Regions from separate parts of the Homo sapiens genome. Here region 1 is linked to region 2. Evidence: chromatin contacts called from ENCODE Hi-C or POLR2A ChIA-PET data. All regions are on one chromosome and are shown on one strand. The core of a region is the stretch at or near the end of the contact, and the rest is flanking DNA. Distances in the headings are between cores, read along the strand shown.

Region 1 (2,989 bases), core at 158-2,657, 6.4 Mb before region 2:
CTCTGTCACCCAGGCTGGAGTACAGTTGCACGACCACAGCTCACTGCAGCCTTGACCTCTCCGGCTCAAGCCATCCTCCCACCTCAGTCTCCCTAGAAGCTGGGACAGGTGTGCCCCACCAAACCTGGTTAATTTTTATTTTTTTAAATTTTTTTGTAGAGACAGGGTCTTGCCGTGTTGCTGGGGCTGGTCTAGAATTCCTGGGCTCAACTGATCCTCCTGACTCAGCCTCCCAAAGTGCCGGGATTCCAGGCGTGAGCCACGTGTCCGGCCCCTAGAAAATGACAGAGAGTGGTGGGGATGTCTGGGAGAACAGCATTGCAGACAGGGCCCTGAGGCAAGGCCCTGAGTTAGGAGCAAGGAGCACAGCCTGGCAGACTGGGGGGCAGGTGAGGAAAGGGCAGGAGGAGTTGGGGTCAGAGAGGGAGTTGGGGCCATTCTAGGGGTGGCCTTGTAGGCATTGTAAGGATCTGGGTTTTCACTGGTGGTGAGGTGGGGACGCCATGGACAGCATGAGAAATGGTCTGGTCCGGCGTGGAGAATGCACTCCACCGGGAGGGCGTCAGGGGGAGCCTGGCTAGGAAGCTGGTGGGAGGCTGGGAATCCAGGTCCCGGACTCAGCTCTTCTTTTGCATTGACTTGGCCCTTGGCCCGCCCCAAACTTGAGGTTTGAACTGTTGAGGTCAGAACCTACCATGAACTCCAGCCTGGAGGAAAGATTTCTAGGAAGGCCTTGAAGTTCAGTTATAACCTGAGTGATGGTCTCATTAGCATTATAAAAGTTCCAGGATGGGGTTCTGCAGCACTGGGCCCGGGCAGTGGTCCAGATGCTGACGAGTGGTGTAGCGTCGGGCAAGTCTTCTCACCTACTGAGCAGACTCAGTTACTTCATCTGTAAAATGGGACTAAACGTCCCGGTTGCCTCAGCATCAAATGAGATCGTTCGAAAGCACCTTTTAAACATCATTACCGATTACAAAAAGCAAATGGGAAGTCGGAGCCGACCTCAGAGGGCTGACTTGGCACAGCACTTCAAATTTCTCGTTTTACAAAGCACGAGGCGCGAGTTTGTCTCGCTGTCAGGACCTGCTTCCCTCTCACCTAGCACCCGCCCCGGGCCCGAGAGCCGCGGTGCGGCCGTGCGTACAGGAGGGAGGGAGGCGGTGTGGGGTCCCGGGCAGAGCTGCTGAGAGCCCCGGCCCCGCATCTGACTCGCGCTCTCTCGGCGGGACTCCGGGCCAGGGCCCCCAGGCCGGCGCGCAGGGCGGGGAGCGGCTGCGGGCGGGAGGACGGGCGGGGCGGCGGGCGGCTACGCGGCCTGGGCGGAGCCGCCCCCGCCCTGGCCCTCGCGGTTGCCCTGCCCCCGCCAGCCCCAGGCTCCCCGGGCCCGCGCCGCGCCGCTCTTTCTCCGACAGCCGCCGGGGGTGCCCTGCAAGCTGTTCCGCGCGTCCTGCCCGTCTGTCCCCGCGGGTCGTCGCCCGCCACAGCCGCGCCATGACCACCCAGCAGATAGACCTCCAGGGCCCGGGGCCGTGGGGCTTCCGCCTCGTGGGCGGCAAGGACTTCGAGCAGCCTCTCGCCATTTCCCGGGTAAGAGCAGCTGGGACGTGCGTGGAAGCGGGGCGCTATGGGAGGTGATATGCGGAGACTGGGGCCCCGCGGGCGCGGTCGGGGACGGAGTCGGAACCGCAGCCGGGCGCGTCCAGGTGCGCTGTTAGTTGAGCGCTCTCCGCGCGCCCGGGCCCCGCCGCTCCCCGCCGCCCCTTCGCGGAGGCTGCGCTCCCGGGCTGGTCGGCCCGCCGCGGGCGCGCTCCGTGTCCGCCAGAAAAAAAGAAGGCAGTTTTCGTTCTTTGGCCCCGGAAGCGCGGCGGGGCGGGTGTTAGTTCTTTGTCAACCAGCGAGGGGACGAGGGTCCCCGCAGATCCCGCGCGCTGGGAGATGGCACTTCTCCCTTCTTCCCAGATCGCAGTGCAGCCGAACGCAACAGGAAAGACCTGGAAAGTGAGGTGGGGTGGGTGGGAAGTTTACTGGGGTGGGGGGCAAGTGGGATTAACCTAAAAAAACAACCGAAACACGCTCTTTGGACTTGACCCACGGCCGAGGCTCGCCCCTCGAATGGCTTTTGGAGAATGTGCTGGATTCGGGAAATAAACACAACAAACAAACTCAAGTAAACCCTCTTGGTCATTCTCCCCTCTGCAGAACGTGGCCCCGCCGTCATTCTTCCTAGCATTCCCAGATTATCTCTTTCCCCTCCCCGCACCAGCCCTTTTTTCTCAGGGCATGAGTAGATACTGCGATGGGGTGTCCACCTGGGGTGGGGTTGAGGTGCTTGAAATCTAAGAGGGGCTTCGGATCTTTAGAAGGACTCACGTTGAATCAGGGGCCACCAGAACCATTGCCCCCCTAATAAAGTGAAACCCCCAGGGAGACCCAGACTCAGTGTTCAGAGGTCTGGGCTTTGGCCATTTAATCTGGCCAAACACAGGTTGATGTCCCACTAAGAGATGTCACGTTCAGTGCTTGGGCACCAAGAAGAGACTCAGTAAGTACCTCGAATGAGGAAAGGGAGAAAAAGAAGTCCCCTTTCTCCCCACCCATGGCCACTCCTTGCCTGTAGGCGGCACATTCCATTCTTGGGCTCATCTGCCTGCTGAAGCTGCCCTTCAGCTTGTCTCCCAGACTTTCTAAACATCCTTCTTTTTCACTTGGGGTTGGGGGAAGGGTGGAGAAGAAAGGGAAATATCCTTATGGATCCTTTTGACTCAAGCTCCTGCGTCCAGCAGCTGAAGGAGTTTGGTGGGAGGTGCAGGAGAAGAATTGGTGGCCTCCTCTTGACTTGTCTGCCAGCCACAGTCCTACCCATGCTTCTTTCCCGGTTGGCCTGGCCCAGTGAGGAGGTCTTCTCTATCTCACCCCCCTAAAAGAGTAGGCGGGCCAGTTTTTGGGCCTTATCTTCCACCTGTTTGCCTCGTCCCACAGAGACCTC
Region 2 (2,832 bases), core at 326-2,825:
ATATTTTTGAAGTGCAATGTAGCATCCATCCTGAAAACACAAAATTTCCAATGGAAACAAGGTCGGGATAAAAACAAAACACGGTGGCTTAATTTCTGTGTAAAACAACCGTCAAAACCTACCCTCAAAAAAATTGACACGAACAATCAAACATTCAGGTATAATTTATCTGCTGGAACAAATCTACGTTATTGACCTTGACAGGGCCTTAAATCATGAGACCATAAACAAGCATCCTAGTGATATCTATTATGTCTTCGGAAATAGCTTAAAATCCAGGACTTCATGTTATTGTCAGTAATGAGCAAGATGTTTGGAAAGCAGTGTGCTCACTGGGGCTTACTTTGAAAGCTGTCTTTTTTACTTACTACCGAACACTGATTTCCAGGAAGCAAGCCACCCCACCCCACTTCCCAGGCACTTGATTTTTTTTTTCAAACCTCTAGATTGGGTTCCGTTTCCTGAATTACTTATTCCTTACATAAATTTTCTTTTAAACTTCAGCAATTATGGCACCTTAGGCTCTGGGGGTATCAGCAGCGTGGGTTGTTTTAGAGAAAGTTCTGAAAAAAATATGTTTTGGAGACATTCCATTTCTTTGTGCATCTCACTGGGGGCTTTCAGCGAAAGCTTTAAGTTATTCAGGTGAGGGGCAATGTCTTAGTCGCTCATAAAGGGCATAAAAGTAACATCATCTGGAAAGGCATGGCACCTGCTCGGCCGGGGTAAAGGTCCGTTTTTCTAACCCTCGCCCCTCCCTCCTCCACACCGCGCCGCTAGAGACAGTGCAGTGGTCTCTCCCAAGGTCGACATCATCTCCAAGGCTGCAACCCAGGGCTGAACCAAAAAAACAGGCGCACCCACGTATAGGTCACGGCCAGAGTCCCGCCCTGCCACCAGCAGCCAGGTCTTCCTGCCTCCCTATCAAGGTGAAACTAACCCAGAGGGCCCAGCGGAGGGGCGCATACAGGCGGCGCCGATGGAGGCGGCCGATTGCATGACTGGCAGGAAGGAAGCGATCAGCCGCCAAAGTGCATTTTTTCCTCCCCTAGAGCCAGCCCGGGACCGGACGCTGCCAGCGGAAGGGCCGGCGCGCGCCAGGCCACGAGGCAGACGCACCCGCCGTGCGCACTTCCCCGTCCGGTGCGCGCTCTCACTCACGCGCGCGCGCCGCTACTCACTAGCAACCCTTGGTGTCCGCAGCCCGTGTGGGACGGCGACTGCGACGGCTGCCCCCGTGGCTGCCGTGTGGCCTTGGCATCCGTCCGGCTGCTGCAACCCGGGCCGCGGTGGCTTTTGCTGGAAGGCGTTGCAGCGGGGTGATACCGGCACCCGGCGACGAGGCGTCCGCTCGTTTGCCTCGGCCGTGCCTCCTCCCCCTTCTCCTCTGCCGACAGATGGAGCTTTGCTGGTTCCAGTCGCGCGGGCTCCGTGCGTCGTTCTCCTCCTCGCTGTCGGACACCCCAGCGCAGGGGACGAACAGCGTCCTCGCAAGCCCACGCGCAGGCCGGCCGACCCCGAACCTGCAGCAACCGTCCCTGCTGCCGCTGCTGCAGGAAAATAAATTGTCACTGCGATGGTCCCGGCCTCCCCTGCCCCGGCCCCTGGGTGCCGCCTCCGCCTCTGCCTCCGCCCCCTCCTCTGTGGCGGCGGCGGCGGCTTCCCGCATTCTGCAGAAAAAGCTCGCAGGTGGAAGGAAGCAGGGCCCCTGCGGATGGCCTAGAGCCCGAGTGAAGCGGTTGGGTGCGACTTTCGCATCTGAAACCCTGCACGTCTTCTCCCCAGACCGGAACCACCTAAACTCCCTTTTGCTCCACCATCAATTTCACCGAGATGGACAGGAGTGGTGCCTTTTAAGACTGCACAGTACACAAGCCTTGATGCAGCTGACCGTTAAACTGTCACTGGAGTCTGGGGAAGGATAGGGTTTTGGTGAAAATCCCACTTATACTTCATGTTAGGATTCCCTTTTTGATATTTATCCACAACTGGCTACGCCCACTATTAAGCATCTTAGCCCTTCCCCCTACCCCCAATTTGTGTGTACTTGGAAAATAAGAAGTATTAGAATATCTCCTGGATGTTATGTTACTATCACGTGTGGTGTTCTTACTACAGTTCTGGCACTGTGTCAGGCAGTCGGTACACAAAATCTTAGTCCATCTGCCACAACCCTGTATATAAAAGGGACTCATTTTTTGTTTTTGTTTTTGTTTTTTCCATGAACGAGAGACAGAGAAGTAAAATAATTTATCCCAGGTTACTCACCTAGAAAGCAGTAGAAGCTGAAATTTAAACTCTGATCCAACACTGAAAGCTGTTTCTATTGGCTTCACAGGTTCTATTAACTGATAAACATTTTATGGAGACTGCTGCTGCTGGATGAAATAGAGTCGCTTTTCTTGAGCTTGGTTGGGAGCTTACTTCCAAGTGAGAGAAATGGCTGCAGAGTGGGGTGGGGAAACACTGGCTTTTCTTAGTTAGCCTTTCCTCTGGAAACCAAAATTCTAGCCCTGGCTCAGCCACCAACTGAGTTATTTGGTCTCAAGCATTTCACCTTCTTAAGCCTCATCTCCCTGGATTCTTTTTTTTTTTTTAAATGAAGAGTTTGATTGTTGGAGGCAGCCTGCAGCCTTGATTTTTAAGAAGCAACAGTGTTGTTTTGCTTAGTTTTAAGTTGGTTCCAAATGTTGAAGTTAGGAAATTTCACAGAAATTCAGACTTTTCACATTTTCTGTAAAATCGTAACATCAGACATTTGGTCCATGGCGAGTTCTAGCAACCATCAGCTGAAGCTGAATAGCAGGTGTCGCCTTTAGACTGTGAAGACAC

What was found. A loop is a pair of places that touch in the nucleus more often than their neighbours do. ChIA-PET counts read pairs that join two places held with the same protein, here RNA polymerase II (POLR2A). Pooled maps may share reads with other maps.
Region 1: a map with no recorded cell type shows a loop between it and region 2 (5-fold over the local background). The contact joins the promoter of PDLIM1 here to the promoter of STAMBPL1 in region 2. A Hi-C loop is called at or near these places in 1 of 37 single-sample maps with no recorded cell type and 3 of 50 pooled maps. POLR2A ChIA-PET finds 5 or more read pairs at or near these places in 1 of 52 experiments (activated CD4-positive, alpha-beta T cell).

What each region holds. Positions count from the first base shown.
Region 1 is chr10:95,289,421-95,292,409 of GRCh38, reverse strand. It overlaps PDLIM1 (PDZ and LIM domain 1), which reads left to right and starts at 1,407. Exons shown (of 7, transcript NM_020992.4): 1 at 1,407-1,590. The coding sequence starts at 1,495. RefSeq lists silencers at 1,050-1,129, 1,180-1,569, 1,620-1,719, 1,740-1,849 and an enhancer at 2,571-2,890.
Region 2 is chr10:88,878,988-88,881,819 of GRCh38, reverse strand. STAMBPL1 (STAM binding protein like 1) reads right to left here and starts at 1,575. Exons shown (of 11, transcript NM_020799.4): 1 at 1,182-1,575. LOC124902551 reads left to right here and starts at 1,156. Exons shown (of 1, transcript XM_047426134.1): 1 at 1,156-2,086. The coding sequence starts at 1,398. The coding sequence ends at 1,925. RefSeq lists an enhancer at 867-976 and a silencer at 1,557-1,686.